2 separate regions of the Mus musculus genome follow, and region 2 is linked to region 1. Evidence: chromatin loops called from intact Hi-C (ENCODE). Cell type or tissue: left cerebral cortex. All regions are shown on one strand. Links, peaks and the distances in the headings refer to the core of each region. The heading gives the core; the rest is flanking DNA.

What was found. Hi-C counts contacts between places; a loop is a spot of excess contacts. Peaks named below come from ENCODE experiments on the same cell type or tissue, not always from the same donor. Only the 100,000 strongest peaks of a DNase experiment are listed, where the experiment ranks them.
Region 2: a loop joins it to region 1, with 2.5 times the contacts of the local background. A loop is called at or near these places in 3 of 42 quality-filtered maps.

Annotation. Positions count from the first base shown.
Region 1 is chr11:26,482,689-26,498,359 of GRCm38, reverse strand. Vrk2 (vaccinia related kinase 2) reads left to right here. Exons shown (of 13, transcript NM_027260.3): 9 at 8,467-8,587; 10 at 11,342-11,400; 11 at 15,036-15,202. Among named protein-coding and RNA genes, the nearest start is that of Vrk2, 100 kb to the left of the region's middle. RefSeq lists an enhancer at 6,627-9,272. In left cerebral cortex, for the core only: a CTCF peak has its summit at 7,957 (motif pointing right); DNase peaks (open chromatin) are centred at 7,966, 10,181 and 11,312.
Region 2 is chr11:26,954,535-26,970,205 of GRCm38, reverse strand. No RefSeq gene overlaps it. Among named protein-coding and RNA genes, the nearest start is that of Gm25387, 360 kb to the left of the region's middle. In left cerebral cortex, for the core only: a CTCF peak has its summit at 8,416 (motif pointing right); DNase peaks (open chromatin) are centred at 6,738, 7,051, 7,906 and 8,422; H3K27ac peaks cover 2,004 bases.

The sequences.
Region 1 (15,671 bases), core at 3,906-11,905:
AATTCAACAATTCCCTAATTAGTTAAAGTCATAACCTATGTCTTGTATTCATTTACCATTAATTAAACCTTAGCTGTTTATTACTCTGCAGTCTAAATCCAATAGCCAACCCAGAAAGCCATGGAAAAGGAAGTAGGAGGTCAATATTGAAAATATATGGTGCTGAGTCCCACTGATGGCTGCTTTGCTCACAATCAATATACTCAGTGCAACTGTACTTTCCTAGTTGCTCTGTCAGCAAGACAAAAAGTCAATTCTAATGTTATGCTAGTGAAAAATGGCGATTATTAAAAAAACTTGGGCTTTCAAAATTATATTCTTTGCAAACTTTGTTTATAAAAGTATTGTCAGATTTGGTAAACTAAACAGATCATTTTTAAGCAGCTCTGAAAGAAATCATCTTCACTGAACATGAATGAGACATGTAGACTGGTAATGGTAGTTGAACTCTTACCCTAAACTAATACTTTCTAATGAGTTTTAGTTGGTGCAAACAACTGTACATTATTGCCTTTCCTATTAAAAGGACCATTGACCATGTAATACAGAGGGTGTTGATCATTTTGCAGAGCAATTAAAATCCAGAGACTTTTAAGGAAGGCCATCAAGAAGGTGGAGCTGGTGTGTTGACTGTGTGCCACCTTCTTCTAGGAAGATTGTCAGGAGACAGTTTCTGAATCACAAGTTAGCTTTTATACTCTGGAACAGAGTAAAAGAAATCATAACATTGTAAAGAATTCTCAAGTAAGGAAAAGATCAGTATTGTGTAACTTTTATCAGTTATATTGTTAATAATGTAGTTAACACTTAAAGGTAAAATGTTACTTGGATTTGGTTAAATTAGGAAATATGGAAACAAAGTGATGATTGATAGTGGCACTTTTTAAACAGTTTATTTAGATTTATTTATTTTCTGTATATGAGTTTGGCCTACATGTAACTGTGTGCATGCATGCCTGGAGCCCCCAAAGGTCATAAAAGGGCGTGGGATCACTAGGAGCTGGAGTTCTGGATGGCTATTAACCACTGTATGGATGCTGGGAACCAACCCTGTGTCCTCTGCAAGAGCAGTAAATGTCCTTAACCATGAGTTCATCTCCAGCCCAGGCAGTGGTGCACTGTAACCTTGTTCTCTCATGCTCGGTGAGTGGAAGAACTTTTGCCAAACTAACTTAGGATATAAAACAGAATCTTCAGAGATACAGACAGACTTCTTACCTAGTGCTATGCCTGGAAACTCATCACACAGATTCTCAAGCATTGATCCTAATGTTCTAATGCTGATTCTGTGGAAGGGACCATTCACTTTTAAGAAGAGGAGTAGAATGGCTGTGTGTTGTTTTAACCAAAGCCTAAACCCCAGTATTTCTGAGTGTCCTTTAGTTAATTTTACACAGTACTTTTTTGTCTTTATAAAATATCTAAAACAATCTCTGTTCTCTTCTCAAACTTTCCTCTTCCCAGGCATGCTATGCATTGCTTGGTACACATAAATTTCACCACTCTGGGGCTTGGGGAGAAGATTTGGCTCAGCATGATCATAGAGATGGTGCGGAATCCTGAAAGAAATATAAAGGAAAGAGACAGGTGAATGATGTTGATAGTTGCAGGGAAGTCTTATGCTTGAATGAGTATTCATTTAATCACAGATGGTCCAGCTTTCCTTTGAAACAGTAAATTTTTTTCATGCATTTAGCATATTAACATTTTTTAAATACATATCTGTATGTCCACATGTCTACACATATGTTGATGTATATCCATGTATTTGCTAAATGTATGTGTATTGGTTCTGGTATATAAAAATAGAAGATTGGATACATGAAGTAACAGTATTTGTTCCTAATATTTCCCATTAAATTTTGCAAAATAAGGCATTTCACCTTAGAATTTTGTTAGAAATGAACTAATAATTTGCTGTATTCAGAAACCAGAACAAAAGGGTTCAAATCCTGTATGAAAATGGAAAAATAAGATCTATAAATATTCAGATGTTTACTATTAACAGCCACTGTGTGGTTTAAGATCAGAAAAATACTTTCCTACTTCAGTCCAGGGGAGAAAGCACTGCAAAAGAAAGCAACAAGAATCGAGACGAATTATGACTGGGAAACAGAAACTGCAGTTGCCAGTGTTTTCCACACAGCAAGTCTACCTGTGTGTAGTCAGGAAGGGGTGTGCACCCTGAGCAGGCCGCCTACTGACCTCCTGGACTCTCCTAGTGGTTATCTAGACACTGAGCACATAGTGTCTAATGATCTGTTTAGTCCTTGTCCCTCCATGTTTTCTAACTCTTCTTCACATAGAGAGAGTGTAGGTGAAAGGGAAGGAAAGAAAAAGGTCAGGCGTGCTAAGAAGCTCACTAAAACCCAAAAGCTACGCAAAAAGGCATACCAAGATGAGATGGAAGGACAAAAGGACGAATGGAAAGAAGATAATTCCCGGGATTGCTGATGAATGCTGTGACTTTTAAACATGGACTTGCTCTGCTAAACTCTGTGACCTCAGGGTGGTTTCTGCCACTGACTTGCTTCATTCAATGTAAAACTAGGATAAGAACATTAGGCTCGTTCTTCATTATTAATTTTTCGCTCCATAAAAACTAGCATGTACGAACACTGACATACTTTGTTCTTGTTGCAAGATAATTAAAGAGAATTATATGTATGTCAAAGACACTGTTTTAGAATTTGTTGCATTCTTAGTGATGTTAAGAAGCAATATTTGGATCAATGTGTAATATGGATTTTTGTAGATTTTTCTACTCACTGAGGCATGCAGTCAATACCTAATTTCCCTAGAGACAGACTGCATTTAACAGAGCAAGCTTTCTTAAACACTTCAGACCTGGGCATTGAGTATGTAATACCTGTTCTAATTTGACATCATTGATGACCATAAAATATGATATCTAAATTGCATTTTAAATGTCTGTTTGGTTTTATAAGATATCCAATGTCAAAGAAAAATATGTTGCATGCTTTAAAAATATTTTTGCCACAGCATCCAAGTCTTGTGCTGCTTCTTGCATGGTTTCTTTTTGTTTCAGGACTCTGACTTACAAAATATATGTAAAGGGAACTTAGAGTATCTTTTCATGTAATAAGCTGGTGAGATGGCACGGGACCCACACCTTAGATTCTACAACTAACTCAAAGGGCCAAACTCATGTTTCTATTACAGGATATTAAGTGACAGCATTAAATATTAGAATGCCCTTTATTTCCCCCAAATCAAAAATATACTGTTAATATCTCGTCTTTGATTAACATGGAAAGATGATGAAGTCATCAATTCTATGTGACATCTGCCTTTTTTTTTTACATTTGAGATTTAATTACATTTATTTTGGGTGGATGGAGTACTGTGGCCCAGGTGTAGAAATTAGACAACAGCTTGGCAGATTTGATTCTTTCCTTCTATCATGTGGATACCAGGGGTCAAACTCAAATCCTCAAACCGAGTGGCAAGTACATTGCTCACTGAGACATGTCATTCACACACCTACTTGACATGTATACATGTCTCCTTAAGTTGTAATATTACTTGGCTTTTAATTGAACTGTTTGGTTAAGAAGATACAGTGCCTAGTACCTAAATGTAAGGTCTCCTTGCTTTATTGAATAACTTTTCCTAATTGCTCTATATTACACACACACACACACACACACACACACACACACACACAAATGAGGATTTAGAATGTAAAAGGTACTAGAGAGAAAATGCAAAACCAGTTGCGAGGTTTCTCATTTATTTGGAGCATGACTCTTTGAACTATACTCCCCTCCCGTCCCTTCTGGGATTGTAACAAGTGGGAGGACATCAGTCAGACTTTGCTTTGCTGTGACAAAATGATGGAAAAATTAATTTATAGAAGAAAGACGTGTGTTCGTTTACAGTCTTAAAGGTCCCAGGCATGATCTTCGGCTTCCTTGATGCTGGGTGCATCGTGAAGCTTCACATTGTTGGTGGTGTCCTGTAGCACAGGACCTCAGCATGGTGTCTGATGAGCAGAAGAGGTGAGAAAGGAGGAGCAACTGTGGATGCCTACTCAGCAAATGACTACTCAGTGGCTACTTCCTTCAGGAAAGCCGGCTCCCTACCCCTTACCCACGTCCAGCATATATTATTAATGTGCCAAAGGGGTAAAGCCCTCAGGATCATGCCCCCATCCCTACTCTATGGGGCACATGCCCCCGTAGCTCCTCAGTCTACCACCAAACCCCAGTAGAGAAATCTGTGGCAGACACATGACACTCAAATCATAACAAGAACCACTGTCCCTTTCAGGTTATCCTTTTGTTCAAAAATTTCTATGTTCTCATAATTTCAGACTAAATATAGTAATATGTTAGGCACATCTTGTCGACTAGAAGCAAGTTTGCTTTATTTCCTACTAAATTTTTTATCTTCTTTGTCTTCCATAGCATTATGAGAAATGAAAGTCGAAAGCTTGTCTACACTGCCCAGGTGCATTTGCAGTTCACACACTTCCATTCTTCTCTTTGTACCTTTAGTGTCTCGGCCCAGTTAATTACCCTACTTTAGAGTGCATACTAGATTTCTAGTGTGACCTTCCTGGTGATTATATTCCAGGTTAGATAGACCATTACTTTATAAACCAATATTATTAATAGAGGTTCTGTTATCGTAGTGGAGTGATGGCGATGGAGCTTTTCAGAAAGGATGGTTGCGATGAGAATGTTGTCAGTAATTCAGCAAACATGGGATCGGCCACTTATTTCTTTATTGCACAGTGTCTTTTTGTGTTTTAAGTCAGAAGGTCTCTGTCGTGTAGCTCCTGCCATACTGAAAAGTAGTGAGATAATATCAATTGGATGGTTCTAAAACTGAGGATGGAGGCCATCATTACAGAGAGCATGTGCTTTCTTCATTCGGAAAGCAGTGGCTCCAGGGTTGCTCTGTCAGGCTTGCTCTCTGATAGGAAGTACCTCCTTTAACCTTTTGCACCACTGTCTTCTTATTGCCAGTGTGATTAGCAATACTGACACTGCTGAACTGATTAAAAGGTAATAATGCAGTCCTCCAGCATGTGGTGCAGTGGCTGTTCTCCATAAATCACATAGTTGTTTTATTTAATTATAATTTCTAGAGTCAGCTATTTCTGGAAACTGTTTTTTCCCCCTGAAATAGACCTTGAGTCCCCACCTGTGCCTTTTTTATTATTGTTATACTTGGCAATATTTTATCATTTTGAAATGTTGAGCAATTGCAAACAACATACTCTCAGTGAAAAGAATAATTTGCTTGCTTCGTGGTTCTATGCACAATAACATTAGATGCTAAATAGTATTTGGAAACTAACTTAAGAAAGCTGAGAGAAAAAACTCTTGATAGAAAAATTGCCAAACAGAAAGTAAAAGTTTGAGTTTTGGGGACTCTACATGAGGACCTACAAATAATGATAACATTAGTTATGAAATGCAACTGAAAACCTTATGTAGTTCACTGAATTATGCAAACATATGTTTTCAAGAGAGAACAATTCATAATACACTTTCTGTCTAAGTGAATACAGTGAATTAAGGCAAATAGACTGTATCATTGAGCTGCAGAGCAAGGATGGAGCAGTGCTGGGGAGGAAATTCCAACCTTGCTTGTGGATTCCTACTCTGGAACGTTTTTCATTTCTTGGTTCAGTTGGCCTTTTCAATGGGTTGGGCAAGTTTACAATGAAACAAGTAGCTTTAAGATTTAAAAGATTTTCAATTTCAAATAAATTATGCTTATTTCATTTGTATGCATTTTTTATCTACAGGCATGTATATGCATTGTGTGTATCTGGTGCCTGCAGATGCCAGAAGTCGGTGTTATACCTCCTGGAACAGATGTTTGTGAGCCCCCATATAGATGCTGGGAACCAAATCTGGGTCCTCTGCTAGAGTAACAGGCAGTCTTAACCACCAAGCCTATCTCTAAAATTTTTCAAATGGTTATTCTGTGCTGGGTGCGAAACTAAGAATCTTTGTACCTATAAGGCATGTGTTCTACCGCTGAGTCAACCTTATTGTTCCCAGAGATTTCTAATACTCAACTAATGTTTTTTGAGTTAACAAGCATTATACTTATTCTCTGTGCAGTAGCTAGATTGTGGACATGAAAGAATTTAATTTCCCTAGAACAGGTCAGGAGGTTTTGTCTCTCTTTGACATGCTTCTTAGGCTAGGAACACATGACCATTCCGTGTAACATTATAAAGGTTTCTGTAGCACGGAGAGCACTGGTAAAATATTTGCTTACCCCCAATGAAGGAGCTAGAGAAAGGACCCAAGGAGCTAAAGGGGTCTGCAGCCCTATAGGAGGAACAACAATATGAACTAACCAGTACCCCTCAGAGCTTGTGTCTCTAGCTGCATATGTAGCAGAGGATGGCCTAGTTGGTCATCAATGTGAGGAGAGACCCTTGGTCTTACAAAAATTATATGCCCCAGTAGAAGGGAGTGCCAGGGCCAGGAAGCAGGAGTGGGTGGGTTGGGAAGCAGGGTAGGGGGAGAGTATAGGGTACTTTTGGAGAGGAAACTAGGAAAGGAGATAACATTTGAAATGTAAATAAAGAAAATATCTAATAAAATTTTTTTAAAATGCTTGCTTACCATACTCATTAACGGAGCATATATAGTGAAAGACTGAAAATTTGATAATATATTTAATTAGATAAGACTGAACTATAATAGTGAAGTGAACTTGGCTCTCAAAGGCCTATTTTACATGAAGACCAGTTTATGAAATATTGATTTCAGCTGTGTCCCTCAGCTGGAGGTAGCTAGAGTTCCTGGGAAGTTTCATTCCACATTCATTCATTCACATTGGTTTGTTTTTCTCTCCTCTTGTGTGTAGCCAGTATCTCGCAAACGTGTGTCAGAATATCCTTTTTGAGCAGTAAAGGTTGTGATTAGGAATTCCTGTAATAGAAAAAGAACTTGTGCACACATCTGTACAAATGGAGCCATTCTATTAATGGGAGATTTTTTCACAGAAGAAATCATTGCATAACAGCATGGTAGAGATTGTGTTTCTATTTTAATACTAGAGCCAAATCCTGCATTAAGAAATATTGAAGTCCAACCACAAAACATACAGCACCCATGGGCCTGGCCTTCTACTGGATTGAAGGTCCTTTAATAACTCAGTACTCAAATAGCAGTTAAGATGAGAATGTGTAAGGGTAACCATATGCTGTGCTTTTATAACAATCAGAGTAGCTACAACATATAGCACCTTTAAAACTATGTATGGTGACCTAGAGTAGCTACACATGTGGTGGCACAATTGTTCTTAGTAGATGCTTCTATAAATTAAAGACCTAGTTCACTCAGTGACTTTTTAGAGTTTACTTCATTAAGGACAATGAAATGGAATACCTGTTTACAACAGCTTTAACAGCCACATATTGCTCAGGATATTATATATCCCTGCACAGATGAACATTCAAGTAGTAGAATAAATATAAATACCACCTTATTGTTTTTATAACAGCTTGGAATGCTGATAAAATGACTTTATTTTATAGGCGTGTTAGTCATTAATTCAATGACTTATTACCAAGCGTCAGTTGAATTTAACAAGTCTTAGTTCTCACTGCCTTTTGATATAAGGTACTTGAGAAAAAAAAATATGTCAAAATGAGATGAAATTAGTCCACAGTATTTAAGAGTTTGTTAATTATGATATTTACTGGGATCTGATCATGTTCTTTTACTATGTTTTAATAAAAGCCATCTTACAATAAGTCTCTATTTTACTTCAGAACTTCCTTCTCCACCATACCTCTGGACCACATTCCCCTCATGCTTGCCTCACCTCTGGCTTTCAGATTTAAGACTAGTAGTTTTGTGCAGAGCTTCTCGTATCTGAAGATATGGGAAGCACTTGGGAGCTGTGTGCCCATGGTTGTGGTTCTTCCACAGAACTGCATCTTCTTGGGCCTGGTTTTAAAGACTGCACACTAGATGGCAGTTTTGTCATATTCTTCTGGCTTCAAGTGCAACCACTGGTGTGACAGAATAGGAAAGACCTTCAGTGTTTAGTCTGCACTCAGAGGGTCTCTGCGTGACCGCGGCAAACCCCATGGACTTCCTTGAACATGTGTTAGCAATTTAGCTGCAGACATTTATTTCTTTGTTTTACTGCTTGGCTCTTTGAGAAAGTGTTGGTGCCGGGTTATGGGTTGTCTGGATCATGTCAGAGGCCATGGGATCAAGTTCATATGACAGGCTAGACTAAGGAAAGATGAAGTTGGAGGAGGTGAAGAAACTGACCCTTACTTCAGCAGCCAGTCGCTGCCTGTCTGTGGACCGAGGCCAGAGACCCAGACAGTTAATGTTACTCCAGCTGAGTAAACATGACGCTCTACCCATTTGGCCTTTGCATATTTCGTCAATGGGAGCTCACTCAAAGATTTCTCTATTTCTCACGAGCTTTCTCATCCTCCCCTTTCTGCAGCCCCGTCCAGGAGGAGTGATGTTGAAATCCTTGGTTACTGCATGCTGCACTGGCTCTTCGGGAAGCTTCCTTGGGAAGCAAAGCTGGACGACCCTGTGGCTGTCCAGACTGCTAAAACCAAGTAGGTATTCTCCAACCCCCTGCCCCTTTATGCAGTAGGACCGACAGCAGGGACTAGAAAAGACAGAGAGAATGGCCCCTTGGCACCAGTGAAAATAAACTAATGTCGTCAGCTTGAAAAATACTTTTTAAAAACCAGAATCACGAAGACATAAAAATATCTGTACTTGATAATTTTACAGTGCAGATGTAAAATAAAACATCAGTTTCCAGACAAGCTGTTTTCTGGCACTTAGATCCTATGGTGGTGTGTACAAGATGGACTGTTTGTAAATTAGTGTGGGCCTGGGTATGGAAGCAGTCTGGTTTTGGTGTGATCGGTATCTACTGTGCAGAGGAGCAGGGTGAGGTGGGAGAGGGGGCTTGTGTTTCTCAGGGGAGAACAGCATACCTCATACTCCTGTCTCCAAAAGCATATCTTTTTTCTTTTTTGAAGTAGAAACAAAGAAAACTTTTACATGAGCTGTTTATATGAAACATACTTGCAGCCACATAAATCTTACAAATATAGACTACATTCAAAGTTTATTACCTTGATGCTGTTAGCACAAGGAGGTCAGTTTTAGAACAAAGTGCGTTTTACAAGTCTCTCACTGGTCAGCTGGTCCAAGGTACAGAGTGGGCAGCTTTTCCTCACATTCTAAGGTAAACTGAAATAGTTATCTATGGAGAGATTGCTGTGCACTGGAGTTTTAGGAAAACATATAATAAAAATAGACACCAAGGGCAGCTCAGCCAGATAAGTCAATCTTCAGATGTAAATGTTGTTTTGGACTGGGTCTTACTCTGTAGCCCATGATGGCTTCAACCTCATGATTCCCTTCTCAGCCTCGCAAGTGCTTGGATTAGAGATGCAGCCACCACACTTAGATTCACTGTAGGATCTGTGCCCAAGACAGAAGGTTTGGACTAAAGGCTAGAAATGACAGATCTCTACAAACTGACATGTACAGTTCTTGTGCTTGAAATCTTGAACACCCTAGTCCCTGACACATTTGTGCAAGTTGAGACTCTGACGAGTTCTGTTCATTTCCGTCCTCTTATAACTGGCACCCTCCACACTGCAGCACAGTGAATGCATGGACATCAACACTCCTATAAGCAGTTCTTGTATACACTTTGTGAGCTCAGCTTAGCTAATTTACGTAGTGTACTTTAGTTAAAGGCCAGGATTTTAACCTAACAATCCCTGGCAGGCTTTCTTTTATAAGACTAATAAATGGTTTGTTTTAGTCTTGTATCAGCATGTATATAGAGGATAACATTTTATTAACTAGTGAATAATATGTCCACATGTATTCATGTATAGTAAAAGGGTACTACATAAAATAGGGTTTTAATAAGTGAAATATTATCTTGACTTTACATATATTGTCTTCATCTTTATTTGATTAACAATACAAATCCAAATACTAATATATTATGTATCAAAATTTAAAAATCTTTCGATTTCCTATGTAATAAGTGCTCCTTTCTTCGCCTGTGAAGGTATAATGTGAGGCAGGATGGCAGGTTTGGCCACAGCTCTGTGTCCCTCTGTTTCTGCTGTCATGAGTCACTTAAGATCACCATGTGCTTTTCCACTTGTGTTTCTCTGTGAATCATTCACTTTATTTATAATTTTAGTTGAGGCTTTATATATTTTTGCTACAGTAAATTAAGAAAGTGATATTTAGCCCCAACTGGAAAGCATTTACCAGGTGTTTGTTGTATTGATATTTCTTCTTAACTTATTTAACCATTTGGTTATATAAACTCTTGCCTGGACAGGGCAAATGCACACCGAGAACTAAAAATCACCCCTTTTCAGTAATCGATACATCAGGAAAATGACTCCACAGAGACACCAAGGCATTCGTGCCCACAGTTCACTAGGGAGACCAGAAATGATGAGACAGAGTGGCCTCTCCTCTGTGGAGGAAATCAAATGTCTATTTTCCCACCCAGAAACCTGCTAACATTTGCTTACATTGCTGACATTTCCTGGGGGAAGCAAACCTCCCCCAAAGGCCGCAGAATATTTATCCCAGGCTCTCTCTCCCTAGACCTTGATCTGTTGGTTCCCAGTTGGTAGAATCCTTAGGGGATGTCACATGAATTTTATGGCATACTGATGTCAATGTTATCTCAGAGAAGATACAAGATTCTAGTCCTTTTAGCTATACACCCCACCTTCAGATTCACATATACTTTTCAAAGAGTTTCTAGGTAGTCCCACCCTGAGATTTACTCTGCACCTAGAGTTGAAATGATCATTGCCTAGAAAGCTTTTCCCCAAATTCTACTATGTTTAGATGTGCTGACAATATATCCCTGGCAGACTCTTTGAAGTTTTGATCCAGGTTGAAAAAGTCAGTCTGAACCAAGTTTCCATTCTCATCACTTTTGCTGCCTGCCATAGCATCCACAGAGACCCACACACCTTTAAATATAAGAGGAATAAAAGATTTCCCCAACTACACCTAGCTTTTTATGTATTTTCTATTCTTCTTTAGGAAACATCATAGCAAACATTCTACAGTCCTCAATTGTGTACAATTTGAGTTAAGGCCTCTAGGTAGTTACAACTGTAAAACTGACCAATAAGAACTAAGGAATGCCCTCTCCCACTTTGCTAATCCTCCTATCCACTACAGTTGGGTACAAAAAGGGCACAATTGTGTCCTATCAACACAGAATCAGAGTTTTATGTTCTACCTGAAACAGGGAGCCTGGGCTGAAGACACTCACCATGTGCTGTCTGTTTTCTGTTTAGCCTGCTGGATGAACTCCCAGAGTCGGTGCTTAAGTGGGCTCCTTCTGGAAGCAGTTGCAGTAAGTTGGACCATAAAACCTTTCTTGATCCATGAGTCTTCACGGTAGCTGCTCTGTGGGTGTTCACCATTACCCACTCCCATTCCCAGACACTTAAAGCTTCGGGATCACAGAGAGTTTGCTAAAAACGATGTTTAAGTCATCTTTGACTTTAGAACCAAAACGGTGGTGCTCCAGGAACTGCCCAGCTCTTATGGGTTCTTTGTTTTTTAGAGTTTTACTTTTATATTTTGAGAATCATTCACAGGTTATTCAATAGCAACTGGTATTTTTAGGATTAAGATATTTTTGAACAGAGATAAAAATCAACCTCTAAAAAGACTATTTTGAGTCAATATATTTGAAGAACTTAATCATTACATGCCTAAATGCTGTTTACACCTGGGTCACATTATACCGATCAGCAAACAAAACTTTTTAGATAAGAAAATCACCTGATTTGGGCATGTAGCATACACTGTTACAATCATTTTTTTTTTCCTTCAAGTTTGCAAAGGACTTTTTCTAAGTTCTTTGGCATCATTATTGGTAGGAATGGTAAACAGACCTGGTTCCCAGTCCTGTCATTTTTATACACATCTGTGACCCATGCAGTGATTTGATCATGAAGCTACTTGTCATATAGAAAAGAGTGAGTTCACTTGGCCATCTGACTTCTCCTCTACTAGGGCAGCTTAGCAGAGTGAATCTTAATCTCAGCCTTTAGCTGACTTGTGTGAGAGCGTGTGTACACCGCTCTGTAGTGAAGTCTGCACAAGTGTGAGGAGAACAGTGGAAATGTCATCTCAGCCCTGCATTCACAGCCCAGCTTCACCTATGGACCAAAGAAATCAACCCAGGCCTGTTCCCACATCCATTTCCTAAGTCCCCTTGAGTGTCTTTGTGCCAGGCTTCCTCTTTCTGTGATATTTTTCTTATAGCAGAAGGGACAAGCTGAAAAAGTTTTGTTGTTTGCTTTATTCTGTAACCACATTAAAGAACTTGCTTAAACTGACATTATTCTCCTTTGACTAGCCTTCTTAACATGTCAGAGAGTATATTTCCTTAGCAAGACAGAGCATGATGGATCAGAGATATCATTTCCTTTTAAAATTATATGCCTCCATTAACTTGTCCTTTTGGCTCAGATCTAGAAAAGAAGTCTTGGATGCCTGATTGTATAATGTGGATTCTTGTGATCCAGTCTATGTCCCATTATATTTCTGTCATTATATAGATATATGTGAGCATTTTAGTCAAATGGAAAATCTAGTGCTGGGTCACACCAGATTCCTCATTTTCACACACATGAACTTTCTCTGTGCTAGTAATGATAAAACAGATTTCAGTGTTTAGAGCACAAAATGTTTAATAGGACATTTTCTTTGGAGAACGTAGAACAGACACAATCTTGAAGATAAGCTGATTTGCAAAACATGCATTCATATATATATATATGTGTGTGTGTGTGTGTGTGTGTGTGTGTACACATACATCACTCAAGAAGTTTGCAACATGGGTGTCCAACTTTCCAACTCGTGTGGTAGCTTCAGGAGATTTCTATGTCTTGAACTGGTAGTCAGTGAGGATGCTTAATGTGTTACTATCCAAAAAAGGAGAAAACTCAAGAGTGTAGTCATTCCATGATACTCTGTGCATTGTGTTTAGTAGCTCTGGAAATTCACAAGTCAATCAAAGAGTGTACTTCATGGAATAAGCCTAGATTGTGGAAGGGTAATGTTTATATCGGTGCTTCATCAAAATGCTTGGAGCTTGAGGCTCATGATACGAAATCCACAACGAAGGTGATCCACTCCCTTTTGGCCTCCTGAGCCTGACTCATACCATATTGGTGACCACCAGGTCTTTTGTACAGCTATGCTCAGTTGATGTTAGGCTGGGAGTTTGTCTTTGTCTTCTGACAGACATTTGTTTTCAACAAACTCAACTCTGTTCTCCATTTGGGATCATCTTATTAAACAGACTTGTAGTTTATATGAAGCTTAGCTTACCAGCTATAACAAGACAAAAAGATCAGCAGAAAGTGTCCCAGAAAATGGCAGAGAGTATTGTTGAATATTTCTTTAGGAATCGGATTTGGTAGCTTCCAGAGAGATACCAGCAAATGTCAGTTAAATTATGTTCTAAAACGGGAGCTGGCTACCAGTAATCTGGTGGACTTGGTGTAAGACAACAGAGCTTGATATGTCTAAGTTAGACAGCAAAAGGAGAAAGCAAGTTACCTAATTGCTAGACTGTTATAAAACACATAACAAAGCCAAGAACTCTCATCTTATTACATTAGCTCTTCATTTCTAAATAATTCTTTGGTGGTATGGAATGGTCCCTTTGGGTAGGCTGGAGACATGGCTCAGCTAGTAAGAGGGTTTACTGCTCTTGCAGAGGACCAGAATGTAGTTTCCAGTACCCACACTGAGAAGTTCACAATCACTTATAACGCCAGGAACTAAAGACTTCTTTTGACCTCCTATACTCTCACATGCCTGTGTGAATGTACTTGTGTGTACGCACAAATATACACATACACACTTAAAAAAAAAAGATCACCCTGGTTTTAGCAGAAAGAAAGGATGTGACTATTCATTTTGGAAGTTTTTCTCTAGAAAGTGAGACCCAGTGCCTCTTTGAATGGTGGTAGGACATGAGGGACTGTAAGGTGTCAGAAGTTACTCCTCAGCTCACAGAGCTGTCCCAACTTTCTGGCTATGGAATATAAACACCCAAGGGAGAAAGAATGAGTACTCGTATCTGGGCCAATAGTAAGTTTTTAAAGGGTAAAGTCATATATAAATGTAAGCAAAGGAAAATATGATTTTACCACGACCCTTTTGACACAGAACTACAGAGAACAGACATCTTAATGCAACACTATACCCTTTTTAATTAATAATTGTGTTCCTCTGTAAAAACTAGTGAGTGGGTATTGCTCAGTCTCTGTGTTCTAGCTTAGCACATGTGAGGCCTTGGCGTCAAAGCTCATCACTAAAATAAATAAAAGCTTGGATGAGAAGTTACTATGGAGCTCTGCTGACACACTTTTACATTGGAGAGAAAATAGAAAACTCCTCATCCTACTGACCTAGAAAATCAAGAATAGCAGGGTGCACTGGGATACTGAGGTGTAGAGGACTCAAGGGAGGACTCTTCCCTTGTTAAAGCCAGCCATGACTAAAAACATGAATCCATGTTGATGTCTAAGTATCCTCAAAGAACAGTAAAATGAAACCTGTATGTAAAACTTGCAATGTATTCTTCGTTTGAAGTCATATTTATAACGAGGAATGTTTGTTTTTAAGTGAATATTTAAATGTTCAACCTGAAAGATGTCTGAAGCATATGGATCGACTGTAGTTTTGAGTAGTTGTTAGTTGCTATACTTCATAATTGTGCAGGGACTTCCACCTGATATAAGCCATTGTAAGCATATCAACATTGTCAGTTTATCCCACTGTCAGTATATCATGCCAGTTATTAAAACATTTTTTATTTTAAATTATTTTTATAGACTTTTTTATTTTTTGTTCAGTCAGGTAGGGTTGTGTATGATTTAAAGGAAAGGAGGTAACAGAAAGGTATTGAGTTTTGATAATCCTTCCCAATTCTGAGTGACACATTAAAAATTTGATACTTCACAGGTGAACTTGTCAAGTACTTGATGTATGTTCATAATTTAGCTTATGATGACAAGCCAGACTATCAGAAGCTCAAGAAAATTTTGAATCCAGATGGAGTACCTTTAGGGCCACTGGAATTTTCCACTAAAGTACAGAGTGTCCATGTGCGGACTCCAGCCCAACAAAAAGTAAGTATACCAGAATCCCTGTGTTCTTGCCAATCACACACTGGGAAAGTGCGTCCGTGGAGACATCTCAGGGCAAAAGTGACTTTCTTGCTACATTAATTGCTATTTCTGTTAATTCATCTCTAAGAAACATGGACATTACTGTGTTGTGTCGTAACTTAGAATGGGATCGGTTCCTACTGTGTGCTGATAAGGACTGAGGCAATCGCTGATGGCCTAAGGCACTGATTTCCTGATGCAGGAAAGAGCGAGCTAAAGGCCACTTGGCCTTGACTCAGGAGAGACTTTATGTGTTTCTTTAGGCTTCCTCTAACTACTGGTCCCTGTGGCTTTGTCTCCCAGTTTCACCATAAGATGGAGCTGAGTAATATTATTAGATAGTATTGATACATATCTGTTGACCTTTCAGTTTGTAGAAGGACTATTTTCTTAGCAAAGTTGTTATTGAATTTGTTATTTCCTTTACTGT
Region 2 (15,671 bases), core at 4,358-12,357, 470 kb before region 1:
TTCTGTGTTTGCTAGGCCCCGGCATAGTCTCACAAGAGAGAGCTATATCTGGGTCCTTTCATCAAAATCTTGCTAGTGTATGCAGGGCCAAAAAGGGGCAGTGGGTGGGTAGGGGATTGGGGGTGGGTGGGTATGGGGGACCTTTGGGATAGCATTGAAAATGTAAACGGGGAAAATACCTAATTTAAAAAAAAAGAAAAAAAAAGACAATAGAGATAGCTTAGCAGGTCATCAGCCTGAGGACAGACCTTGAATAAGCTCTACATGGTAGAAATACAGAATTGAATCCAGCAACTTGTCCTCTGGTCATATACATGCCATAGCACAGGAGTACATGCTCCCATCCTAATAAATAAATTAATTAAAATAAATACAATTTTAAATGAAAATAATAAAAAGCTATAAGGCATGTAGCTTTCCAAAAATACTACATAGTTTTTCCCTGCATTAATGAGAACTTAATAAGCCAACTAAGAGGAAGAAAGGTCCTGATTATCCCAAGACTTCCTATTAAATGCCCATCTCTAAGGTTGGACTGAGTTCAAATAACTAACATTTCACAAATAAACTATCAAAATCTCTCACATGAAAAAGTCACTGCAACTGCAACAAAATGATCTTCCTTGTTTCAGGTTTTGCTGAGAAATGCGACAGTGGTTACATGGCTATAGCTTATTTAAACATCCTTGCAAATGGCTGTATCACTAAACACTCCATGGTCAGAACAGAAAGACGGCTGTATAGTGGAGTGCAAAAGAGAATGATTTTCATATAATACTAAAGTTTATTGTAGAACATCAATAATAGGAATAGCAGCAAACATAAATCAAAAGGTTTCCTTTGTCTTTACAATATAGAAATCATTATACAATATTTTTTTTATTTACCCATGCACCAAATATTATGCCTTTTTGACCGGGTTGTGAATTTAAGTGTTACATTTACAACACATATTAACAATTGCTCACAATTAATTCTTCAGTTCCTTCCTACTGAGGCAGGATAGCAATTCACTATGTCCTGTAAATTGAGGATCACTGTCCATGTTATCCTACTTGCCCCCTCTCTCTATCTGTGCCAATTACAGTGGCTTTGGCTAAGATCTATAACTGTTTTACATGAGTAGATGTAGCACCAAAGCTACATTTTTTTAGACATGTAGAATGACTGTTTATAAATCCTACAATTTCTCCTAATGCCAAACCCAATCCCATAGGCAACTACTTCGACCATATTATCTTAGGATATGAATCAATAAAGCACATATCAGAATGTGTGATTCTGTCCTTCCACAATATTTCAGAAGAATAAGAAGGCAATTAAAGTAGGATTCAGGAATAAGAAACAGTAAATGACAAATAAAAGATCCATGACAGGGACTGCAGATATCACGTATACCAACTCTATTCTTGCAAACGATAAGAAGCACAGGAGCCACAGTGAGAATGCTTTCTGTAGCAAGATGCGATATACACACAGAGAACTTTAGTTCTAACTTAAAGAATATTTTCTCTTCACCACGTGACTCTGAATTTTTCACTGAATTTCCAAAAGCCTATAACATTAAAAAGTGCAGACAGTATGGTCATTTGATCAATAATAAACAGCTGTTGATACAAGCTGGTTAACACTTTTGTGAAGAACTGAATTGATAAATGCTTTTCTTTGTGCATCATATGCTCTCTGAAGGTTACCAATTCTCTCTCTGAAATGTGAAAGCTGGCATATGTATAAAAATGTACCATATGAGTAAACATAACACTACTAAAATGAAATTTTAGAAGTTTTAGAAACGGGAGGCAAACAGGATTAGTTCTACATTGGTGGTTCTCAACCTGTGGGTCATGACCCCTTTGGAAGTTAAATGAGCCTTTCACAGAGATTGCCTAAGACCATGAGAAAACACAGATATTTACATCTTGATATATAATAGTAGCAAAAAATACAGAGTAGTAAGGAAAATAATTTTATGGTTGGGGTCACCACGCTAAGAACTGCATTAGAGTATTATTAGTAGTATTATTAGTATTATTAGTAGTATTAGGATGGTGGAGAACTACTGATCTAAACCATACTGAGGTAGCTCCAGTTTTATAAATACACTAAATAAAAAATAAACCCTGTATTCAAATTTTACCCAGTCTCATTTTTGATGTCATGAAAATACTTCACTTCAATCCCAGTCATTCTGTTGTATTATATGATTATTTTTCCCCTAGAAACTACGGCAAAATTTTAACATAATCTCTAATGACTTTTTTTCTCAAAATCTCTTTAAGAATAAAAGAGATGGGAATTAAGTGAATAAGTTTGAGATTTGCAGGAAAGTTAAGTTCTGAACCTAGGTTGAAAACCTCCCAGCCACGTTCTATCCGTTGCTTGTCTCTCGTGATGTCTGGGGGCGATTAAACTTAACTTTTCTTTTTAATTCCTCACCAACTTTGAATAGACTCTCCCAGAAAGTGAGAAATTCACTCACAGAAGCTTGTGTTTCTTTAAGAGAATGTACTGTTCTGTCTTCCACAGTCAGAAAGACTGCTAAAAGTATCATATCTTAGTAACATTTTGTTGAATCTCAGAAATAGATTTATATTACATAAAACCTAGAGTGTTGTCATTGGAAAAGAATAGTTATAACATATCCACATGCAGAGCTTAAGGCAATTTAAATCTACCGAGCTCAGAGAGAAATGAAGAATCTCTTGTGCTTAGACACTGCCCATATCAGAAAGAATTGCTTATGGAATCCCACCAATTCAGGCATTCCTGGTACACGATTTAGAGGCCTTATTTAGAAATGTAAAGCAAGAAAGATTATTTGAAACTCTTTCTGCTTAATCAATTTTGTTGGTAAATGTAAGACAGTTAAAATTGTACAGTTAGTCATAGCCACACCCTCTATCAGAAAACATTTTCAAATACGAGTTCTATAATATGACATCTTTCCTTCTGGAACACAGGTGCTTTGGTTGGCATGGAAGGGCTGGGTGCATGGAAATAACCACTCTGCATAGTTAGTATTGACCCAACATCATTTTTTGTGGTCCTAGCAGACCTGAGAGTACAGTGATTGAAGGCCAAACATGCGTGAGTCAAGTCCAAGCAGCCAGAAGGTAATTTTCCTTTCCAAGTGTCTGAAAGCCAGAACTGAGAGAACAAGAACCAGAAGTGCATAAGAAAAACCCAGAAAGGACTTCATGCTCCAGCCCTTGTAACTGGGATGACAAGACACCCTAGATAGAGAGAGCTCAAAACTGCCAGGAAATGCTCTGCACTCTATAAAGAAACTCTGCAGTTCGTGTTTAGGGAAGTCAGTTGGACAGTCATGTCTTCTTTATGCACTCTCTCCTAATGTCTGGGCTCAGGCTGCAAATATCTCACCTAAATTAACCAACATTTTAGGAATTTGAGAGTGAAGTTTTTGACAGATATGCCGTGCATGAAATGTTATGAAAAGTATCAATTAGGGTATAGAAGTTCTATGAATCATAATACATTATAAACACAATATAGTAGTGCAGTAAAGAAAAGTTTTTATTTGACGTTTTCTTTGCTGCCCACGGCAGAGCTAGGCACCATCATCAGGGCCACACTCTACAGCACACTTCTCAGTAGGGCAGAGAAACAGTGTTCACCCATCTGGAAAATCCTTGGGCCTCGCAGAGGAATCCCTATTGCTATTCAAACCCTTATGATAATCTAATCTAGACAGATATTTTTTTCTTAATGAATGAAAATGGCTTTAAATGACTATAAACCTATGTTAAATTAGCACCCTGTTAACTTAATACAAATAGCATCTTAAGCCAAATGAAATTAAATGATCCCTAAGAAAGATTATCTTAAGACTTACCAATCTTCATATGCTTAAAGAGAATTTTTATTTCAAGTGATATATAAATATCATATAACTTATCTGATGATCAAATCTCAAGTACTCTGACCTACCAAGAACACTACTTCAAATACAGAAATTAATTTTTAAAGGAAAGAAATCTCCAAACGGCAAATTACCATTAAAATGGAAGGAAGAGAAGTGGTGGAAGGAAAATATCTGTCTAATAGCACCCTGCCTAGGTAACAAGAGGCACACCATGAAATGAAGCAGAAGACTCCATACTCGGAAAATGTAGACACGGGGATCCTCGGAGGGCAAAGACAAACGCCAAGTAAGGCAGGCAGGCTGTCAAAACCAAGTATGTTTCAATTATGTGGATACTGGTTGTCCAAGGGGTACTGTGTGAACAACACTGATTAGAGAAGGTTGTTAACAGACAGGAAAATGTGTGCAAACAGGGGGCACAGGGTGTAAAAGCCTGTGTCAATGTGTTCTGTCAATGTGCACTCACCTTGAGGCTGTGAGTTCTCATCATCTTTCTTGAAACCTGACTCTGTACAGGTGTAGCTACACCGTAGAAATAGATATGTTGTAGAGCATGTATCACTATTGCCCATCTCTGAGTTGTAGTAGAGACATGTGAATTAACCTCCAAGTGCATATAAGGATATAAGCAGTATAAGTCTTGGTGGAATGTTGTCAAGGTGCATTTTCTGAAAAACTATGAGTAGAGGTTTTGTTTCTTGACAGAGCTGGGTATATCATTTGTTGTTTGGCAGGCAGGTTGCTTATTTTTCCCATCAAAAAAATTAAAATGTACATAGGTACTTCTATTAAAACATACCCGCCACAAAACCATTTCCTAGTTTGAACAACTATTTCACGTGGGTATCTCCCAGATAGGCTAGATTTTCCTATATCAGTTTCGGTTAACCAATAAATCTGTCAACACATTAAGTATTGCAGATTTGGGAAACGGCTTTCATATTTGTATTCCTTTCCTGGGGTAATTCTCTTACAGTGAATTTGCATCATAAATAAAAGCTTCAAGTGTCGCTTTTACTTTCTTCCCATTCTTGAGAAAAATGAAAGCCTTAGAGTGAAGGGCATGTTTGGGACCCTGAGTAGGTCACAGTTCCAAGCTGTAATTTCAGCAGACAAATTTGTTTGATTCCTCAAGATAATAAAAGAAGACACTTGGTTCAAAGTTTCAGCTGTCCGTCATGTTGATCTTCAGTGTCTTTGTGGTCTAGCCCAGCATGCTCTAACACTATAATACACAAACATTAACTTTAGAGGGATACTTGTTTCCAAAGCTCCATAGAGTCTTCTGCCCTGAATGTTGGTCTTTCTGTGCATGTTCTCTTTCTGTCTACAAGACCATCTCTACAAATACTTCCCTAAACATCTCCATTGCCAATACTCACCATTTTCTCAATCCTGCCCTTGCAGCCTGTGTGACTCATTATAGCACAGGGTGTCTGATCATTTTGTCAGACAATTCAACTATTTCAGATATCTTTTTCACCTTTGGTTATAAAATCATTTCTAAGTATAACAGCTCATTCAGCATAGGCCTGAGCAATAATTACCTACCATATTTCTGGACTATTATGTGGATGACTGTTTGAGTACCTAGAGTATGCCTAGCTATACGTGTACTCCACTGTGGTTGACCCCCAAATGGGCCACCCAAGAGGATGCCATTTCTTACACAATTTCCTCAACAGTACTTCTCATAAGAAGACTATGGGGGCATTTCTTTGCCACAGCAAAAAGCCAACAGAGTATTCTGATCTTACCACCCACATATCCAAAGCCTCTGTCACTGGCATCATTATACTGTCAGCAGGTCTCTTCACTCATGGACCAATGCTAAGCCTATTTCCTTAGATAACGTATCCCAATAGAGGAAAACAGTTCCAAACTCAGCACTTCTCAACATGAAGGTCAAGCACTGGGTGCTGTGCCCTGAACTCTGGATTTGGAGACCTAGTTCCACCCATAGTCTTGACCCGTCAAAAAGTCTTCAGAACTCATCTGTGGATAACAGCTATGACTATGGGATCCAGTTGACCACTGAAACAGCACTTTAAAGAATCAGGGCTACAGTAGAGCATGTAGAAATGTCTGGTATGAATTATTATTTAATAAGTCAAGGCTATTGTCAAGGTTAATATGTCAAGGTTATAACACAATATTTAATAAATAAATACATCTACATACAGCTACACCTCTTAAGTATTAATTTGGGAAATTCAAAGAATGACTGAGTCCAAGGTGTGGTCTGAGCTCTATTGACTGTTGAAATTTCAGTCTGAAAAGTAATCTAAAGTCCTTCAGTTAGTTTTTGAAAGACAAAACAGCCATCTTGGGGAGGCAGTAAGGGTGTCCTCTCCCTTCCCTCCGGAAGCAGAGGCTCTGAGGCTGCCAGGTAAATGGCACACACACATTGCATAGAGCATATCTCCACAGGCCCCATAGCAACGACTTTCAACTCTTTTCCTCTCCTGATTTGCTCTTTCTCCCTCTATCACTAGCCCTGATCAATGCAGCAGGTCAGCCTGAAAGAATGGACAGCCTCCAAGCCACATACATTTAAACCACTTTAATGCAAATATTGATCTTAGGAAAAAGGACACAGAATGGGCTCCCACCCCCTACATACACACACTTTTTAGTGAACGTGCCTTTTTCCTAGGGTTCTACTACCCATAATAAAATAAATCCCGTAGAGCAGTATTCTAGCATCTTTTATTCACAGGAATGCAGAAGTCACCCAAGAGATGGGCCAAATTCAATGCCAAGTATGCAAACCTCCTTTGTAGGTACTTTGGTAGACTATTGAGTCATATTCTCTTAATCACGCTTGGAACCCTTCTCATATTTCCTAGGGGAGCTATTCTGGTCCACACAAAGGCACACTATCAGAGTGGGTGTGGTATTTTGAATCACAGGAGTAGTTGTGCAACACCCATGTCCACTATTCGAACATTTATTTCTTGTGTACCCAAGATTATCAAAGCATTGTAGCAGAAAGCCACTGTCCAAGAGGCAGAATTAGCAACAGCGTCCAAGTAGGAGCTGAAGCCCAAAAGGAGAGAGATCAAGGGCAGGAAGGAATTCTAAGGGCCACTTTGAAATTCGAAACTAAAAAGATCTGATATTCTATCTGTAGGCATTTTCAGGCTAGAATAGGGTGGCGGTTGGGAGGGGGAGAAAGGAGAAGAAAAACTGCGTGTACAAAGAAAGCTTGCTTGGCCTGTGGCCAAGAAAAGAGGCATCACAAACTGGGAGGAGTTTGAAGGCAACACAAAAGAACCTAGAGCCAAAGGACAGAGGGGGAGACAACCCAACTTAAAAGCTCTGGGCCAATGCTGGTTGCTTCAAAGCCGTGCTAGCTTCTTATACATGTTTGTCTCCCCCAACACCAAGGGTTTGTCACTGCTGTTGTCATCTCCAGTGACTGGAAAGCAAAATAAAGCTGCACAGGCTCCCCCACCTCTACTGAGATGGCTTCAGACATGGAAATAGCCCAGTACAACCTTCACCACAAAGGAGCGTTCCTCTCTCGCTTCCCTTTGCTCCCTGAGACGCATCTTTATGCAAAGGGGCAGATGTCATCATGACAGGGACCAGGAGATGTGTACATCAGGTGGACAGAATGTTCACTGTGGGCTTATCAGCCTAAAAGCTGCAGATAACTGGAGGTGAAGAGAGAACTGAGTGGTATGCAAAGTGGGAGGCCAGCTAGGCAGAAGGAAGCCTTTGACCTTGGAGAGGCGAGGCGGAGTCGTACCAAAGTGTAGGGTGGGAGTGGGGGAATGGAATGAGGAATTCCGTGCTGTAATATATTCTGGTAAAAATGGGGCTGTCATCTTGAGCTACAAGTTAGAAAGTTATTACTTTTAATATGCCACTACCTTAGGCCTATACTGTTATGTAAAAGAAAAATAACCTTGTGTGACAGTTTAACATTGATCGATGTGCCTGCCAAACGCGAAGAGATAAATAAGCAGGTGATGAATAAACACCACTTCAAGTAAAGACATTACGCCGCATGCATAAAACGGCGCCAGGCACCTAGGAGCTGTGGGTGGCCGAAGGTTGGCCATTTCATGCCCACTCAGTAAAGCAGACTTAATCGCTTCCAATATTTTCTGTTAAAAAGCACGCTTAATGAGCCAATTTCACAAGCCCAGAGAAACTGATTATTATCTCCGAGTTCCAACAGAGTTGGTTGTTTTCCAAGAGCCAGCTCTTTTTTTTCCTTGATGGGATAAAATCCTTTTTTAAAAGAGAGAGAGAAAAGAGAGAGGGGTGCCAGAAGAGAGAGAGAGAGAGAGAGAGAGAGAGAGAGAAGAGAGAGAAGGGGGAGTGAGAGAGGGAGGGAGGGAGAGAGGGAGGGAGGGAGGGAGGGAGAGAGAGAGAGAGAGAGAGAGAGAGAGAGAGAGAGAGAGAGAGAGAGAGAGAGAGAGAGAGAGAGAGAGAGAGAGAGAGAATATGTGAGCCAAGGAGCCAGCCTGAGGGCACAGACTCCTGCTCACCAGGCAAGAATGGCCGCTAGATGGCAGTGTTACCCTGCAATCTGCCCCAGGGCCCAACTAGGTCTGGACAGAAAGCTAGGAGGGTAATTAAAGCTCAAAGCAGCCGCCTGAAGAGTTCACACCCTACCACAGTGCAGGCCCTTTGTCCAGTTTCTTCATGCCCAAGCAGCTAGAAGGCAAGAGACAAAGGGACAGCCCCCAAAGGCCTCCGTCCCTCTAACAAGCAAGGTTTGAGCATTGCCTGCTAGGCTTCCTTTCTTTGGGTGCAAGAGTCCTTTCTCTGGTGACATATTTACACGGAGAGCTTGGCCATCACTGTGTACCTTACAGGATGAAGCAGACGACTACTGGGGGCAAAAATTCCAGAAGACAGAAATCTCACCTTTACCTTTTTTTATTTTTTTCAGGAGAGTGGCCCCTTTTCTTTTCTTTTCTTTTCTTTTCTTTTCTCCTTTTCTTCTCTTTTTCTTTTCCTTTTCCCCTTTTCTCTTCTATGCACTTTGCACACTCCCCCGCCCCCACAACGTTTGTTTTTGTTTGTTTTTGTTTTTGTTTGTTTGCATAGTTTCAGTAAGAGGTCTACAAAAATGGATACGAATAGGGTGGAAAATGGATACGAATAGGGTGGAGGGAAAGAGAAAGACAGTGCCCATGATGGTGAGAACAGGAACATATAACACTTTGTGTTTCTGACTGAGTTCATGAGAAGGCAGCTCACTGAAGGCCTGAGAAGTACTTTTCTTTCTGGTTAGAAGTTGCTCCTGTAATAACAGACTATGACAGAAAAGCATTCGTATTTTCTCGCCTTGTTTTATAAAATGACAGGTGCATAAGGAAACAAACACCCAAAGATGGAGGGAAAGGTGTGTGTTTGCTTGCTTGTGCTTGGTGAGGTCCAGCTCGCCAAGGCTAGCAAGGACCCTTGAGGTCTTTTGCCTGTCCTTTTGTCTCCAGGATGACACCTGCCCAGTGAGGCTCTTGAGTAACTTCTCTGCTTCGGGTGCCTTCTCCAGTCACCTGTGGTAAATACGCTCTGGAGTTGGTCCTTTCTACAGTTCCGTTTCTGTTTTATCCCTAGCATCTCTGCTTTGCTGCTCTACAGAAGCAGACTCCAAGTGGTATTTTCTCTGAAGCTTCTAAATGCTCCTCAGACGTCCTGATTCTTCTCTGTAATGGACCAATCGTTGCTAAGCATTACTTCATTCTTCTCTCATAGGTGTCTAGAAGTAAAAGATAAGAGCCGAGAATTATTTTTGCTCTATTGCTAACTCTCTTCTCCTTTGAATCATCAGAGACAAAATTAACCTCAAAATTCATGAATTTAATACTTCTGTCACACATCTTGAGAACATTCTCTTACAGAAAAAGAACACACATCAATTATTTGGTTAGCTGATAAGAAATGAAAGGCCAAGTTTGGAAAATGTTCAAGTTTTCTATGAATATTCATAAATAATGAACTTGCATCTCAAAATTTTCGCATCACAAAAGTTAAAAGAACATACATAGTAAGTGATATCTGAATGTATCATTTCTGAGAGGGGAGGGTCCCCCAGACGTCCACTGTCTTTTCCCACAACAGTGTGTTAGGCACTGTGAACAGAGCCTGGGTCTACTGTCCTCGAGCACACTGGCTGGTGGCTTCAAAACAGTAATGAGGTCAAGGAGAACGGTCTCCAGAGTTGGTCCCTTGCCTGGACCTAGGAGGTCCTTGATGGCTGCTGGACTTAATTAGTTGAAGAGCCAGGAAAGAATAATCGTGTTGCCTAGGGCTGCCACAAATGGATACTGTACACCAGCTGGCTTGAGAAGACAGAGACTACCTTTTTTTTCACCATTTTGGTAGTTTCAAGTGTGCAGTGTTCAGTTCTGAGGGAAAATGCATTCCTTTCCTGTGTTCAAGCTTCCAGAGGCTGCCAGCCCTGGAAAGTTACCACGTGACATGTCAGGTGGGGTAGATAATTCATAAGATGGTGGCAATAATCACGGTACCTTGTAAATCAAATGCTAATTTGCAAGCCTTAAATACATATAACTTGTAAAATGGATATTTATTAATAAGGGGATGGTTTGCAATTCAATCCAGCTCTGAGGTCACTTGCAGCAAGAATGCTGGAGGATACGGCATCCCAAAAACTTCGGATCATGCCTCCCAGTCAGTAAGAAAGATGAGAGGGTCAATTCGAACTCTTCTACATGCTAGTTGAACCTGCACCATTTGTTGAAAATGCTGTCTTTTTTCCACCAGATGGTTTTAGCTCCTTTGTCAAAGATCAAGTGACCATAGAAGTGTGGGTTCATTTCTGGGTCTCCAATTCTATTCCATTGATCTACCTGTCTGCCACTGTACCAGTACCATGCTGTTTCTTATCACACTTGCTCTGTAGTACAGCTTGAGGTCAGGCATGGTGATTCCACCAGAGGTTCTTTTATTGTTGAGAATAGATTTGCTATCCTAGATTTTTTTTGTTATTCCAGATGAATTTGCAAATTGCTCTTTCTAACTCTGTGAAGAGTTGAGTTGGAATTTTGATGAGGATTGCATTGAATCTCTAGATTGCTTTCAGCAAGATAGCCATTTTTACTATATTAATCCTGCCAATGCATGAGGATTGGACTTCAGAGACTTGAAGTTCTTATCATACAAATCTTTGACTTCCTCAGTTAGAATCACACCAAGGTATTTTATATTATTTGTGACTATTGTGAAGGGTGCTGTTTCCCTAATTTCTTTCTCAGTTTATCCTTTGTGTAGAGGAAGACCACTGATTTGTTTGGGTTAATATTATTTCCAGATACTTCACTGAAGTTTTTTTTTTTAATCAGGTTTAGGAGAATGGAAATTAATCCATTCTTATGTCCTTGTACAAAGTTCAAGTCTAAGTGGATCAAGGAACTCCACATAAAACCAGAGACACTGTAACATACAGAGGAGAAAGTGGGGAAGAGCCTCAAAGATATGAGCACAGGGGAAAACTTCCTGAACAGAACAGCAATGGCTTGTGCTGTAAGATCAAGAATCCACAAATGGGACCTTATAAAATTGCAAAGCTTCTGTAAGGCAAAGGACACTGTCAATAAGACAAAAGGCCACCAACAGATTGGGAAAAGATCTTTACTACTTCTAAATCCGATAGGGGGCTAACATCCAATATATGCAAAGAACTCAAGAAGTTGGACTCCAGAAAACAAAATAACCTTATTAAAAATGGGGTAGAGAGCTAAACAAAGAATTCTCAACTGAGGAATACCGAATGGCTGAATAGCACCTAAAAAAAAGTTCAACATCTTTAATCATCAGGGAAGTACAAATCAAAGCAACCATGAGATTCTACCTCACACCAATCAGAATGGCTAAGATCAAAAACTCAGGTGACAGCAAATGCTGGCAAGGATGTGGAGAAAAAAGAACACTCCTCCATTGCTGGTGGGATTGCAATCTGGTACAACCATTCTAGAATCAGTTTGGCAGTTCCTCAGAAAACTGACATAGTACTACAGGAAGATCCAGCAATACCTCTCCTCGGTATATACCCAGAAAATGTTCCAAATTGTAATAAGGACACATGCTCCACTATATTCATAGTAGTCTTATTTATCACAGCCAGAAGTTGGAAAGAACCCAGATCTTCCTCAACAGAGGAATGGATACAGAAAATGTGGTACATTTACACAATGGAGTACTACGCAGCTATTAAAAACAACAAATTTATGGAATTCTTAGACAAATGGATGGATCTGGAGGATATCATCCTGAGTGAGGTAACCCAATCACAAAAGAACACACATGATATGCACGCACTAATGAGTGGAATTAGCCCAGAAACTCAGAATACCCAATTTGCAAAACACATGAAACTCAAGAATAAGGAAGACCAAAGTGTGAATACTTCGATCCTTCTTAGAAGGGGGAACAGAATACCCATGGAAGGAGTTACAGAGACAAAGTGTGGAGTAGAGGCTGAAGGAATGACCATCCAGAAGCTGCCCCACCTGGGGATCCATCCCATAAATAACCACCAAACCCAGACACTATTGCAGATGCCAACAAGATTTTTCTGACAGAAGCCTGATATAACTGTCTCCTGAGAGGCTCTGCCAGTGCCTGGCAAATATAGAAGTGGATGCTCACAGTGATCCATTGGTCAGAGCACAGTGTTCTCAATGAAGGAGCTAGAGAAATACCCAAGGAGCTGAAGGGGTTTGTAACCCCATAGGAGGAACAACAATATGAACTAACCAGTGAGTCCAGAGTTCCCTGGGACTAAACCACCAATCAAAGAAAACACATGGTGGGACTAGTGTCTCTAGCTGCATATGTACCCAAGAATGGCCTAGTCAGTGATCAATGGGAGGAGAGGCCCTTGGTCTTGTGAAGGTTCTATGCACCAGTATAGGGGAATGCCAGAGCCTGGAAGCGGGAGTGGGTGGGTTGGGGAGCAGGGAGGTGGGGAGGGGATTTTCGGAAAGGAAAACTAGGAAAGGTGATAACATTTGAAATGTAAATAAAGAAAATATCTAAAAAAAAAAAAAAGAACAAAAAAAGGAAAAAAAGCTGAGAGGGAAATGATGGATCAAAAGACTTTGTGTGACTTTGGGTTTGTTTGTTTGTTTGTTTATTTATTTATTTATTTATTTTTGTTTTTTGAGCCAGGACTTCTCTGTGTAGCCCCGGCTCTCCTGGAGCTCATTCTATAGACCAAGCTGGCCTCGAACTCAGAAATCCACCTGCCTCTGCTTCCCAAGTGCCAGGATTAAAGGCATGCGCCAACACCGCCCAGTGTAACTTTAGAATTTGAGCTGGTGAAGAGGGTTAAAAAATATATAGGTTCAAGTAAATGAATGATTTTAAAAAACCAAATAAATAAATAAACAAACAAATAAACAAACTCTAAGACCATGCCAGGAGGATAGATACTGAGAAGACCTGAACCAGAGACAGATTACCAACTAGAAGGCTTTGCAACAATGAGAGCAGAGGCTGTGTCAAAGCATTTGAGAATGAAGGAAACTTCTGCCTTTCAAAGGTAGTAACTTATAATCCTTACGATTTCAGGTGTAGGGGAGAAGAAACCATAGGCTGCTGAGCAGTGAACTTGTCAAAAGCTGCCAAGACTCCCAGACTTCTGGCCTGAATAAAGAGTTTGATCATACCATCGTTAAGCAAGATTAGACATAGGTATTCCGTGTAGCAGACTTGAATGCTGTGGATAGTAGTATATATATATATATAAAGTATATATAAAGGCAAGAAGTAGTATATATATATATATAAAGGCAAGAAGAAGAGAGGGAGGAAGATGAAGGAAAGAGAGGGAGGTGGGGTTGAGGAGGGAGGAGGCACTTCGTGTATGCATGAGATAAATTGGAACACAAACACAGCTGTAACTTAGAGATCTCTAATTAGATGGTGGAGGAGTTCTTAGAGAAGGCCAGAGGAATTGCAGAGGAAAGAAGAATTCGTCTGCTTGGAAGAACTGAGGAGAACTCAGAGTAGGTCTGGCACGTGGAAGGAGAGCTTTAGACTGCTGTGTGAGGCTCTCAGGCTCTGAGGCTTGGCAGAAAAGGGCCAAGAGCAAGAGGTAGTACTGGGAAAGAAACATTAGAAAAACAAATACTGCAGGACTGAAAAAAAAGATCTGTCATTTCTGTTTGTCATAACAAGAGGAAACAAGCATCTTTGTGTGTGGATACAGAGCAGGATGCACAGAACTGAGATATAGAACGTGTCAGTCTAAGAGAAAGGAAAGCCTCTGGCATTCTCATTGGATCCACAGGAGCCAGAACACAACCCAGGCTGACCCTCTGAGTTCTCTGTGGCCTGGGTGAACTTGTGATTTCAAATCACTTCGAAAATCAGTTTATAAAGATGCAAACAGAAGCCAGGCAGTGGTGGCACACATCTTTAATCCCTGGCAGGCAGAGTCAGGCAGATCTCTGAGTTCCAGGTCAACCTAGTCTACAGAGTGAGTTCCAGGACAGCTAGGGCTACACAGAGAAACCCTGTCTCAAACAAACAAGCAAATAACGAAACTTCCACACCTATTCCTAAGCTATTAAGAGTGAAATGGGTATCGATTTTATTAATTAACTTCACATAATCTGCAGATACTAGAATGGCACACACTCACTCTCCTATGGCACCAGTTCAGGTTCCAAGAGGCCAGTCTCCATGTCTCCCATCTGGCTTTGACACAGGAAACATTTCCTGCAGGATTAAACTAAAAGACAACATGAAACTTTTCACTCCCTCAGTGTAGAAACCAGGACCTGTTTCTCAAATCTCACCATAGACACATGGGCTCCAGAATTGTATCACAAAGCTTTCAGAAAAGTCATGAACAGCCATCCCTCTATCTTTCAATTGGGGCAAACAAGTGTATTTCTTTGATGCATCCTGGAAACATCAACATACAAAGGCCTAGGCTCACTACTCTCTGTCTCTGTCTCTCTGTCTCTCTCTCTGTCTCTGTCTCTGTCTCTCTCTCTCACACACACACACACACACACACACACACACACACACGGTCTGAGAATCAAACTTGATCTACTGTCGAAAGTATTAAGTAGAAAAAGCGTGGAACTTCCACTCTCAACAGAACTTTTTATTAAAAACAATCCTTCCAGGCCTATACAGAGAAACCTTGTCTCGAAAAAACCAAAAAAAAAAAAAAATCCTCAAAAAATACTGAAACAAAAAACAAAGATCCTTTTTCTCATTTGTGAACAACCCATCCACCCTCTTCTTGCTTTTATGTACAATGCCCAGGATGACTGCCACACCTATAACTACTTACACGGTTTCTAAAGTGGTCAGAAAAAGAACTGCAGAAAAAAACCCTTTTCTACTATACATGGAAAACTCCATAGCCTTACATGCCAGAAACACAAACTGTACCAATAAACCAAAGAAGACCAAACTAAGCACAAAGAGAAGCAACAGCTCTGACTTTTTCCTACATAAAAAGAAAAGACAAGAAATAAAGAGAAAAGAAAAAAAGGAGAGAAGAGAAAACAAAAGAAGAGAAGAGAAAAGAAAAGAAAAGAAAAGAAAAGAAAAGAAAAGAAGAGAAAGGAAATTCCTAATGCCAGTCATTAATGACAAAGTAGAGTTTTCACCAAAACACCAGAGGCATCATTATGCTGCCCTGTCATCTACACATATCTACTCCTGACTCTTTTGTGTGTCTCACCCAGGTCCAGAGCCCTGAAAAATATAATAAACTGCTTCAGACAGACTGTAATTTTGGTGTAACACAGACAAATTTATGTCTTGTATCTGAGTT